Linked DNA regions of Homo sapiens: regions 2, 3 and 4 are each linked to region 1. Evidence: chromatin contacts called from ENCODE Hi-C or POLR2A ChIA-PET data. All regions are on one chromosome and are shown on one strand. The core of a region is the stretch at or near the end of the contact, and the rest is flanking DNA. Distances in the headings are between cores, read along the strand shown.

Region 1 (2,985 bases), core at 322-2,821:
GCGCCACTGCACTCCAGCCTGGGTGATAGAGTGAGACTCCATTTCAAAATAAATAAATAAATAGAAAGAAAACCAAAACACAAAACCAAGAATGATTCTAGACTAAAGGTGTTTAAAAAGACATGACAATTAAATGCAACGGATGATCCTTAATGGTAGACTAATTGGGAAAAAAAGAAAATCAGCGACAAGGGATATTACTGGGATATTTTGCAAAATTGAATATATATGGCCTGTATGTTACAGATGATTACATTGTATTAGTATGAAAGTTTCTTGGAGTGATCATGGAATTCTGATTATGTGGGAGATTATCTTTATTCTTAGTAGATATGTACTGAAATATTTAGGGATAAAGGGTAACAGTGTCTACAAAAACTCAAGTGATTCAGCAAAATAAACCATACACACAGACACATAGATAGCAAATGTGGCAGAATGTTAAAAATTGGTGAATATGGGTTAATTTGGCTGTTAATTGTATTTTCCTTGTAACTTTTCTATAGGGTTTGATATTTTTTTGAATATAAAAAGTTAAGGACTCTTCAAAATCCAAGCAGAGTTTCCCGTTCTGATTTATCATCCTTAGTGTAAGCCACCTTGTCAAAGATACAGTTGTGTGACCAATGAGGGAGTTAATAGTCAGAATGCGTATCTTTCAAAAACTATTGTAATTATTTACATAAATAAGAGAACATTGCAGTTATCTTTTTGTGTCACTATCAACTTGATTCACATCTTTTGTAGGCAGCCTGATAAGGTGGTTTGTCGACGGCCAGGCCTGAATTTCGATCCTGGCTGGTTAAACTTTTTAACCTCGTTGGGACTCAGTTTCCTCATTGTAGGATGCAGAAAATAACTACTTGGTGTGATTGTTGTTTTGAATTGTTATACACCTGGTGTTTACGGAAGCGAGTTTCAATTCATGTGCAAAACCTTTGTCCTACCTTGAATGCTATCTGTATCTTTTCCTTCATTAAACTCATGCAATCCTGGAGGGCACTTAGAGGTGGGAGAGAAAATGACTTCTCCAAGGTCACACCGCTAATCGCGGACCCAGGTTTCCCAGCTTTTGGTCGTGTGCCCTTTCCACGCCTGCCGGAGAGGAGGAAGCGGCGCTCATGGGGTTGCAAGGATGTAGAGGAGCAAAGGGAGAGAAGAGGCCGCGGGAAGAGAGGTGGTGCGAGACCCGCGGAGGCGCCGGCCAAGGACGGGCGCATGGAGCAGCGGGCGGCGCGACCGGCCGGGGTGCGGAGGGGAGAGGCCGCGGCGGGGAGGGAGGGTCCCGCGGGTCCGGTGCCCGGGAGAGGCGGGCGGCCTGGGCCAGCCGCAGGATCGCAGGAGGCGGAGGCCCGGGCCGCGGGCTGGGGTGGGGGAGGCCGAGGGCCAGCGCGGCCATGGGCGGCGGCCACTTCTGCACAGGTGGGTGGGGCGGGGGCGCGGGGCGCTGGGCGCGCGGCGCTGGGGTCCCGACCCCCGGGGCCGGCGGGTGGGGGCGGGGCGGGGGCGGGGCCGGACGGGGGCGGGTCTTGCTGGGTCCCTGCTGGAGCGGCGGCGGCGGCGGCGGCGCAGGCGCGGTTCTCGTCTCCTCCCGGCCGGCGGAGCGAGTGGAGGCTGCAGCCCAGCTCGTCTCGGCGCCCGCGTCGCCGTCGCGAAGCCCCCCGCCCCGCTTCCGCCGCGTCGGAATGAGCTCCCGGAAAGGTGAGTGGCCCGCGGCGCGCCCTCTCCCCGCCACGCGGCCAGCCCGGGCGGGCGGCCCGACCGTTAATGTGTGTCTTCTCTTCCCCAGTGCTGGCCATTCAGGCCCGAAAGCGGAGGCCGAAAAGAGAGAAACATCCGAAAAAGTGAGTCCACGCTGCGCCTGTCCCCGTTCCCCACCCCCGCCCCGTCGGGGGCGCCCGCGGCCGCGCAGGGGAAAGTTGTCCGGGTCCCCGGGCCGGCGGGCGGGCTGGTCCCCCGGGACGCTGGCGCTCGGCTCCTGCCCCCGGCGGGCGGCCCGGGGGGAGGGGCGGCGGCGGGGGAGGGGCGCGCGGGCCGCGGCCGGTTCCCTAGCATCACGGAGCCTCGACCCCGCGACCTCCCGCCCCGGGTCGCCACCGGCCGGCGGGCGGGAGGCCGGCGGAAAGGCGCCGGGCAGGGCGTGCGCACCCGTCCCTTGCCCGCGAGCTGGCCCGGGGGTCGCGGCCCTTTCCGGAAGGGGCCCCGGCGTCTGCCGCTGGGCTCCGGCCCGCCCGCTGCGGGAGTGCAGCGGCTGCGTTGCTCCCACCTGAGCCGCGGGCCGAGGAGGCGGAGGGGCCGAGTGTGCGGGAGGGCGTGTGTCTCGCCTCCCCTTCCTCCCCGGCCCCCGCCTGTCGGCCTTTCTGCTGAGAACCTAAGCTGGTTGTCAAGTGGTTTGCCTCGGGCGTGTTCCTGGCGCGAGTTCAGCCCCGAGACCTGTGCGTTTCGGCTCTCGGGTTTGGATTCGAAACTTTCCGCTCGGGTTGAGCGTGACTTGGGTGCGCTGCGGGCGCCGGGGTCGCGGGCTGCGCAGGGCGGTGGGCGTGTGCGCGGGAGCCGGTCGGAGTGGAAAACGCGCCCGTGGCGGCCACCTCCAGCCTGGCCGCTCACCCGAGCAGGGGGGCCGCTGCCCAAGAACCCTTTCCTGGAGAGCTGCTCCGAGACCGCACAGCGCCGCCGCGTCTTCTCCTTTTCCACTCCTCTCTCCTAATTTTTTTGATTTACCAGCGTTCGACATCGTTATCTCTTCCTCTAGATTAATTGCTTCGCTCTTTTGAGCAAGAATACTCTGTGTGGCATCTTTGGTACTGTGGGGAACGAGAATCCAGCATTATCTTTAATAAAATCCAGAAACATTTTTGGTTGTTTCCTTTGAGGGGTACGTCGCAGCACGCTCACTTTTTTCCCCTTCTCGTTGGCCTTGGTCCTTCAGTTTCACAAAATGTGGATAGTGACTTAAAAATACCTTAAAAAAAAAAAAAAAAGAAA
Region 2 (2,718 bases), core at 147-2,646, 400 kb after region 1:
GTTTACAGCATAAACTTTAAGGCCGGTTTTAGTTCTTTTAAGAAGTCAAAAGCAGAACCTCTCTAGCAGAAGTGTTTTTCAAACATTAAATCCTAAACCAAAAAAAAAAGTGACCAAATTACAGAACTCTAGGAGTTTATCTTACCTACCTACCGCTGAAAGAGGATTTTTCTTTTTAAGAAAATTAGAATATTCTGATGGCCTAAACTTTTCTTGTCAAACAGGTAAAGTCTTGTTAGCCCAGAAAGTATCTCTTCTTAGGAGTGTTTAGATTTGTTGAGAGAGAGAAGGCTTTATTTCTTTTTTAGTAGAGACGGGGTTTCACCGTATTAGCCAGAATGGTCTTGATCTGCTGACCTTGTGATCTGCCCGCTTGGCCTCCCAAAGTGCTGGGATTACAGGCGTGAACCACCGTGCCCAGCCTGAGAAGGCTTTATTTCTAAACTCCCCACTTAATGTAACACTTTACTTCTTTCTTTTTATTGATATAGATAATATTTGTGCATGTTTTAGGGGCACATGTGATATTTTCATAATTGTATACCATGTGTAATGATCAAATCAGGGTAGTTGGAATAGCTATCACCTCAAACATCTTTGTGTTGGGAACATTACAAATCTGGCTATTTTGAAATATACAATATAAATTATTAACTATAATTTTCCTACTGTACTGTAAAATAGTAGAACTTACTCCTTCTAACTTTACTGTTGTACCATTTAACCAACTTCTATACATCCCTCCTTCCCCCACCCCACTTAATATAAGCATCTTTTTTTTTTTTTTTTGAGAAAAAGTCTTGCTCTATCACCCAGGCTGGAATGCACTGGCAAGATCTCGGCTCACTGCAGTCTTTGCCTCCCGAGTTCAAGCATTTCTCCTGCCTCAGCCTCCCCAGTAGCTGGGATTACAGGTTTGTGTCACCACACCCAGCTAATTTTTGTATTTTTAGTATAGATGGGGTTTCAGTATGTTGGCTAAGCTGGTCTCGAACTCCTGACCTCAGGTGATCCGCCCACCTCGGCCTCTCAAGAGTGCTGGGATTACAGGTGTGAGCCACCACACCCAGCCATAAGCATCTTTTAAAAAGGTGGAGGGGGGCTATCAACTGTTATTTTAAGCATAGTAAGAGTTCACCCTACTACTTTTACAATGAATTACTGCAAGATGTTTAGACATTGTGATCTTTTTATTACGGTTACTGTTTTCCCTAAAGGTCAAACCAATAACTTGAGATCCTGAGGTGCAACTCAAGAGTAGAAGCATCACTTAATACTAGTAACTTAAAAGAATAGCAGATCTGGCTCGCTGTGGTGGCTCAGGCCTGTAATCCCAGCACCTTGGGAGGCTGACACAGGTGGAGCACGTGAGGTCATGAGACCAGCGTGGCCAACATGGTGAAACCCTGTCTCTGCTAAAAATGTAAGAATTAGCTGGGTGTGGTGGCACACACCTGTAATCGTAGCTACTCAGGAGGCTGAGGCATGAAAATTGCTTTAACCCGAGGGGCAGAGGTTGCAGTGGGCCGAGATTATGCCACTGCACTCCACCCTGGGTGACAGAGTAACAGTCTCAGAAAAAGAAAAAGGAATAGTAGTGGGTCTTCAGATACTTAGATGTCATGAGCTGGGACTTTAATGGGCCATTTTTAAAATTTGACATTAAAAATTCCGTCCTAATGCCAGTAAATAATTTTCATCATTTAATTCCGCATGTTTTTGGTATATTCATCTAGCACCTTCTGAATGTTATTAGACCTCCTATATAGTTAACCTTGGATATCATATGGTGGTTTGGTAGACTTTTTTTTTTTTTTAATACACACACGTCTTTTAGCTTGGTTGATATGCCCTCAGCCTGAAAGATAACAACTTGCTTATTTATTACACAACCAGATTACTTGACTCCCTATGTTTGAAGTCCCCAGTTTAGATTGGTTATTAAGTAAGCATTCATTAGATTTTCAATTATTTATAAAAGCTAAATATAAAGAACCACAAACTATTTCAACAAGTTAATACAGCCAAAGCATATAGATAAATATATGAAACAATACAGTAAATACATGAGACCAAAAATTCAGTCTTTCATCAGTCTGGAAATAAACAAATATTTTGTGTGTGATTGTTTCTGAAACTGCAGACAGGTATTTTTAATTCTTAACTCCTACTGTGTTCAGTACATTATTCAGAAGATTAGCCAGGAACAGAAAATGTGCAATTTAATTTCCCTTAGGTTCAAGGTATAAGCTAAACAGAGTCTTTCCCTGCACAAATTATCAAGTTGGCTGTGTTTCACTGGATAGGAGATGGGACAGTGGGAATCTTGTTTGTTCATTGATGGGCGTCATTATTTAGATGGTGAGGCATTTGGCTACCTTGAAAGTCATCTTTACTCCCTGTTACCCTCACTTTATTGAATTTCTTTACTTTGACTTTCAGAGCTCTGGGCAGAAATCACATATTAGTTTGGAGGACTTTGTTATTTTATTCAAGTTAAAGTATAGGGTTTCCCCAAATTGAAAACCAGAGTAGCCTATGATCATTCCCTGTGGGATTCTTTAACTGTTAAGGCAAAAGAAAATGCAGTTGCACTTAAGAGTATATGGATAAAATAAAGAACTGTGAAGTGAAAAGGGGAGAGATTTTTTTAAAGATGACTATATTTTAACTCCTCCTGACTAGTAAATTCAAGGATACCAGGAAAGATGAGGTGTA
Region 3 (2,984 bases), core at 173-2,672, 440 kb after region 1:
GGAAGGGAAGAGAGGTTTCCTCTATTATAGTCTCTCAAATCTCCAAACTATTAACTCATTTAATCCTAACAAAAATTCCATTAGAGGACAGGGAGCAATGGCTCATGCCTGTAATCCTAGCACTTGAGAGGTGCAGTTGGGAGGATCTCTTGAGGCCAGGAGTTCAAGACCATCCTGGGCAACATAGTGAGACCCTGTCTCTACCAAAAATTAAAAGAAAAAAAGAATTCCATTAGAAAAGTACTCTTATTATCCTCTCAGATGAGGAAACTGAGCATTTGGCCTTTTGGTTGAAATACAAATATTTGCTCTCAGTCCAGGATCAGATGAAATTAAAGCATATAAGAGTGTTTGCAAACTGTTAAAGCTATGTATACAGAAGGCAATGAGGGTGGTGGTTCTGGCTTTCACACCCACTGGCAGTAGGACTCTGAGCAAGTACTTTCCGGACTTTAGTTCCTTTATCAGGAAAGTGAGGGGTGGGAGAGGCTGATCTGTGCAGATCCTTCCTGTTCTAACGCCTGTGACCACGAATCAGTGATGACTAGCCATTGACTGTTTTCTCCTGGCTTCCTCTGCGTCATTGAGGACTTTTGGATGCTGACTTTTCCCGATTGAGCTAGGCCCAGTCCCTGGGGAACACAGGCCACCTGAAACTCCCCCTCGTTGAATGGGCTGGGCTCAGTCATCTGAGGTTTGCTGCTCGGTTGCCTTTGGTTGCTGCAGCAACATAACACACGCCCACACTTCCGTTTCTGAGAGTGCGATGAAGGCTGATCTCCTCCTGTCGGCCACAGGGGCTCTCCCAGGCCCTGCCGCTCACAGTACTTCCTGGCTTCCTCACAAGGCCACCCGAGGGGAGGGGAAAGAAACCCACTAGTCATTCCTCGGGGGTTGTGGGAGTTGAAGTGAATACTTCCCCGGAAAAAAAAAAAAAAGGCACATCTCCATCAGGTCAGCACTGAGGGGCTAAAATCTCAAGAGATTCAGACTCAGTATTAAGAGACTGATTTGGCTGGGCGCAGTGGCTCATGCCTGTAATCCCAACACTTTGGGACGCCGAGGCGGGCGGATCGCCTGAGGTCAGGAGTTTGAGACCAGCCTGGGCAACATGGTGAAACTCCGTCTCTACTAAAAATACAAAAAATTAGCTGGGTGTAGTGGCAGGCACCTGTGATCCCAGCTACTCGGGAGGCTGAGGCAGGAGAACTCCTTGAACCCGGGAGGTGGAGGTTGCCGTGAGCCAAGATAGTGCCACTGCACTCCAGCCTGGGCGACAGAGTGAGACTCTGTCTCAAAAAAAATAAAATAAAATAAAGACTGATTTAGAACAGTGTTTGTGAACAGGATTTCTGCTTGCTGACGCCGTTGGAAGAGCCTGTGTTTTTGAAATGATTGACGTCATGAAATCTAGTTTGGTCACCAGGATATGGGGTTGACAAAGACCTTGTGGCAGGCCTTTACTATAAGTTTCATCTAATTCTGAAATTCAGTGCTTTCACACCGGAAGTGAGCAAAATAACAAAGAACAGAAAGTGGAAAAAACATTCTGACCTAGTGGAAACTATCTTTTGCCCACCTGCATTCCTGCAAAATAGCAGTCAAATTAGCCCAGATATCTACCTTTGAGGGGGTCCCCAGATGGTGTATCTCCCAAAGGGATTTTGTCGATGAATTTAACGCCCCAGTTATTCAGAAGAGAGTTCTAAAGGCATTATTAGAGGAACCTGAGGTTGTTTCTCTCTGCCTCCATAACAAAATAGCTCACTCTTTTGCACACCTGAATAAAGAAACTACACTGGGATCAGGAAATAAGGGCAGAGCCAGGGCAAATTCCGAACCAATGCAAGAAAACCTTTAAATGCAATTGCCCGGATAGTTCTCCCATTGAGAGGAACAGGATGTGTGCTGGCTTTAGCCAAGAGGAATGGGCTAGATAAGATGAGCATAGATTTTGAACATGCAAAAGGGTGAGGTGACCAGAGGGAAAAGGCGAGCAGCCAGGATAAGAAGACTCCTCTGTCCTTCTGACCCTTGCCCTCACAGGACCTGCTCCTACCAGCAACCAGCAGACACTTCCTCACTTAGGTGGGGGACTGAGGCTGTGGCCCTTGATGGCATTGTTCCCAGAATGGAAAATGTGGGTGTTGGCAACCATATCAAAGGCCTCTGATTGTTTAGAAACCTTTACAGCTCTGATCACCAGACCGCAAAGCCCAAGGGCCGTTCAAGGCCTGTGGAAACTTTGGAACAATAGACTTGGCCCCCTGCCTATCTGTTTTCGTGGCTTTCTGAAAGAGGTAGACGGGGCCTCCAGCCACTCTACGCTCCAGCCCAACCATCAACCTATCAATCTTCTTCAAGCCGGTTCTCACAAGCCAGCACTGGTTAGAGATCGGAGCTGAGATGAGTGCACTCTGCTCTTCAGAGACTGAGACTAGATTGAGAAGAAGGAGGTACCGGATCAGCGTACAAAGTCCAATGGGTGCCAAAAGACTCAGCAACCATGATAAACAATATTTTAATGCAACCACTAAAAAATAAAAATAAAAAATTATCCACGATGAACAAAATATCAAAAATTTTAAAAGAACTGCACTAAAATATTTATCTTGTTTACTGAGTTTTTTGGCGGCCCCTTAAATTTTGCACCCATGGGCCCGGCATTGTGGCTCACACCTGTAATCCCAACACTTTGGGAGGCTGAGGTGGGTGGATCACCTGAGGTCAGGAGTTCAAGACCAGCCTGGCCAACACAGTGAAACCCGTCTCTGCTAAAAATACAAAAATCAGCTGGCTGTGGTGGCACACACCTGTAATCCCAGCTAGTCGGGAGGCTGAGGCAGGAGAATCAGCTTGAACCTGAGAGGCAGAGGTTGCAGTGAGCCGAGATCGCTCCACTGCACTCCAGCCTGGGTGACAGAGCGAGACTCCATCTAAAAAAAAAAAATTGAATTTTGCACCCATGTTGAGTGCCTCCTATG
Region 4 (2,901 bases), core at 166-2,665, 290 kb after region 1:
TGGGTAAGAATAAAGCTTAAGCACTAAACATTTCCTAACAGCTTTAGACCTAGCTTTATCTTAAAATACACAAATATTTTGGAACATAAACGTGCCTGATTTTCTACATTTATTTTTAATTTCTTAAAGGTCATACATCATTCAGCTTTTCTAGTCACCATTACATACAGTACATTCTTTGACACAGCCATGTATATGGTACCTATTTAAAGACAAAATTTGCCTCCCATTTTATAGCTCTAACTGAAAAATAAGTTTTATTCTTTGAGGTAGTTAGAGCTGACTCTGGAGATAGAGAAATTAGGATTCCTAATTAACCCCTGCAGACTTTCCATAGCCCCTAACACCTGTGCTATATAATCTAAACTCGATAGATTTCCCATGAAATCTATACATTGTTTTTATGACATATGTCTTAGTTTATGGTTTTCCAAGAGTAAATACCAAGCATTGTAATTTCCTATAAGCAGTCTGCTTAATAATATCCCCATCACAAAGCAAGACTCCCATCTCCACAAAAAAATTTAGGCTGGGCGCAGTGGTTTATTATGCCTGTAATCCCAGCACTTTGGGAGGCCGAGGAGGGTGGATCATGAGGTCAAGAGATCAAGACCATCCTGGCCAACATGGTGAAACCCTGTCTTTACTAAAAAAACAAAAATTAGCCAGGTGTGGCACGCGCCTGTAGTCCCAGCTACTCAGGAGGTTGAGGCAGGAGAATCACTTAAACCAGGGAGGTGGAGGTTGCAGTAAGCTGAGATTGCGCCACTGCACTCCAGCCAGGTGACAAAGCAAGACTCTGTCTCAGGAAACAAACAAAAAAATTAGTGGAACATGGTAGCATGCACCTGTAGTTCTGGCTACTCCAGACACTGAGGCAGGAGGATTGCTTGAGTCCAGGAGTTGGAGGCTGCAGTAAGCTATTGGTCATACCACTGCACTCCAGTTTGGGCAACAGAGCGAGGCCCTGTCTTTATCTAAAAAAAAAAAAAAAAATAGGAAAAGGAAAGCCAGAGCCCACCTACAAAATCACCCTATTCTTCTTTGGTCTTGAAATAGAGAAATTAAATGATTCCTTGCTCAAAAAAACTTGTTACCCTTTTATATAACAAAGATAAACTTATAAATCTAAAAAGATGGGTAAGATTATTTGTTACTAATAAAAATCATTCCAAAATAACACGTATGGCTTGTGTGGTGTCTCCATTTCCTCTATCATGTGATGATGGAATTTATACTCATGGCACTCTTTATTATTTTGATACTCGTTTGTTATTTCCTCTACCCCATTCTCTACGAAAGCTTTTCCAGAGCAGTGACCTTTCCTTCTTTGCTCATCCGATATCTCAAATGGCAAGCACTCACATTGTTTTTAAATGAGTAAGAACCATGTGTACATTATGTCAAGCACGTATCACGTTACTTAAAGACATGTAACTAACTGGAAGCATTTCAACAATTTTGGAAATCTTGAATTTATTAGAAGGCAGTTAAAGCTGATTAACCTCATTTTGTTTGAACTGAGTACCTAATAAAAATAGGTGGCTGGGCACAGTGGCTCACGCGTGTAATCCCAGCACTTTGGGAGGCAGAGGTGGGTGGATCATCACAAGGTCAGGAGTTCAAGACCAGCCTGGCCAACATGGTGAAACCCCATCTCTACTAAAGATACAAAAAATTAGCCAGGCGTGGTGGTGGGCACCTGTAATCCCAGCTACTTGGGAGGCTGAGGCAGGAGAATCACTTGAACCCGGGAGGCAGAGGTTGCGGTGAGCCAAGATTGTGCCACTGCACTCCAGGCCTGGCAACGGAGTGTGACTCCGTCTCAAAAAAAATGAAAAAAATAATAAACAGGTTCCCTTTCACTAACACCACAATGTCATTAATTACTTATCTTTAGAAATAAAATTCCCAGTCTCTACAATTAGAGAAAACAGGACCTTACAAAAAAAATCAGCATCAACGGAGGACAGAACAGGGAGTTGGATAACATCTCAAATCCTGTCACCAGATGACTTTTCTGGCAACAAACTTATCCTATTTTATTATTAAAGCATTGCATATTCTAAAGTGATTTTCTAAATGAAGTCAGTCAAGTTTTCCTAGAGACATTTAGTAACAGCATGGATTCTGCAGTGTTTTCCCACAGAGTCTGTTCCACTGAATAACACTCTGTGGGGGTCAAAGGTGTTATCCACAAGAAACTGCAAGGGTATACAAGTTTAGGAAAATCTGACAATTGTGTCAAGTTTTTAAACACATGTACACTGGTAATCTGAAAAGGAAGAATATAGTATAGTGCTCATCACAGTAAACTGGTCACGGCTCTTTTTCACAAAGCATCTCAAATTATACTTGCGTGGAATACTTGATGTGAAGGATGAAAGCCGAGAAAATTGTGGGGAATCCTGCACAATTCAGGGCAAGGCCTCCAGATCATCCATTACCTGAACTACAGGGAAGCTTCATTCAGTTCACATTCATGGGCCTGTATCTGTCTGTCTATCTTTCCTCAAGTGGTTGTTATAAACATTCAGTTAGCTCATTTATTGATGGTCTACTTTTTTGCCCACCATTTTTTATTCCCCTAGGAGCTAGGGCTACAACAATGAATAAAACTGAAAGTTTTTTCCCTCATGAAGTTTATGTTGTGGTGGTATAAAAATTCCAGACTAGACTATAATACCTGCTTGACAAGTCCAGGAATCTCTTGCCTACGTGACTTCCTTGTCATACCCTTTCACCGTTTCTCAAATGTCCGTCCTTTTAAATATGAAGACCACACTGAATCATCTTCTGTGGACTCAATTTTAAGCAATCTGATAATATAGGCCATCAAATATTACCAAGATTGTATTCCCAAAGTACATTATGAGGGTTATGAAAAATTATTTTGGAAAT

Evidence for each region. A loop is a pair of places that touch in the nucleus more often than their neighbours do. ChIA-PET counts read pairs that join two places held with the same protein, here RNA polymerase II (POLR2A). Pooled maps may share reads with other maps.
Region 2: a map of sigmoid colon shows a loop between it and region 1 (4-fold over the local background). The contact joins the promoter of LINC01004 here to the promoter of SRPK2 in region 1. A Hi-C loop is called at or near these places in 7 of 168 maps with a recorded cell type or tissue (PC-9, Right ventricle myocardium inferior, chondrocyte and 3 more), 1 of 37 single-sample maps with no recorded cell type and 26 of 50 pooled maps. POLR2A ChIA-PET finds 5 or more read pairs at or near these places in 6 of 52 experiments (AG04450, B cell, CD4-positive, alpha-beta memory T cell and 3 more).
Region 3: a map of PC-9 shows a loop between it and region 1 (11-fold over the local background). The contact joins the enhancer-like site here to the promoter of SRPK2 in region 1. A Hi-C loop is called at or near these places in 2 of 168 maps with a recorded cell type or tissue (PC-9 and naive thymus-derived CD4-positive, alpha-beta T cell), 1 of 37 single-sample maps with no recorded cell type and 13 of 50 pooled maps. POLR2A ChIA-PET finds 5 or more read pairs at or near these places in 5 of 52 experiments (CD8-positive, alpha-beta memory T cell, HEK293, WTC11 and 2 more).
Region 4: a pooled map shows a loop between it and region 1 (2.3-fold over the local background). The contact joins the enhancer-like site here to the promoter of SRPK2 in region 1. A Hi-C loop is called at or near these places in 4 of 50 pooled maps. POLR2A ChIA-PET finds 5 or more read pairs at or near these places in 2 of 52 experiments (activated CD4-positive, alpha-beta T cell and activated T-cell).

The regions. Positions count from the first base shown.
Region 1 is chr7:105,387,507-105,390,491 of GRCh38, reverse strand. It overlaps SRPK2 (SRSF protein kinase 2), which reads left to right and starts at 1,571. Exons shown (of 16, transcript NM_182692.3): 1 at 1,571-1,701; 2 at 1,790-1,844. The coding sequence starts at 1,686. RefSeq lists silencers at 1,201-1,370, 1,471-1,520, 1,531-1,600, 1,631-1,760, 2,101-2,220 and 1 more.
Region 2 is chr7:104,989,843-104,992,560 of GRCh38, reverse strand. It overlaps LINC01004 (long intergenic non-protein coding RNA 1004), which reads left to right and starts at 1,396. Exons shown (of 1, transcript NR_039981.2): 1 at 1,396-2,718.
Region 3 is chr7:104,942,974-104,945,957 of GRCh38, reverse strand. The region is part of intron 1 of LOC101927902 (a long non-coding RNA gene); the gene reads right to left. Among named protein-coding and RNA genes, the nearest start is that of LHFPL3-AS2, 18 kb to the right of the region's middle. RefSeq lists enhancers at 300-369, 602-896, 690-999, 1,310-1,359, 2,000-2,059. Within about 2 kb of position 1,422, at least 37 of the 41 ENCODE cell types and tissues checked have a DNase peak (open chromatin) inside an H3K27ac peak, as active enhancers do.
Region 4 is chr7:105,096,330-105,099,230 of GRCh38, reverse strand. All of the region lies in intron 15 of KMT2E (lysine methyltransferase 2E (inactive)), which reads right to left. Among named protein-coding and RNA genes, the nearest start is that of KMT2E, 84 kb to the right of the region's middle. Within about 2 kb of position 1,415, at least 2 of the 41 ENCODE cell types and tissues checked have a DNase peak (open chromatin) inside an H3K27ac peak, as active enhancers do.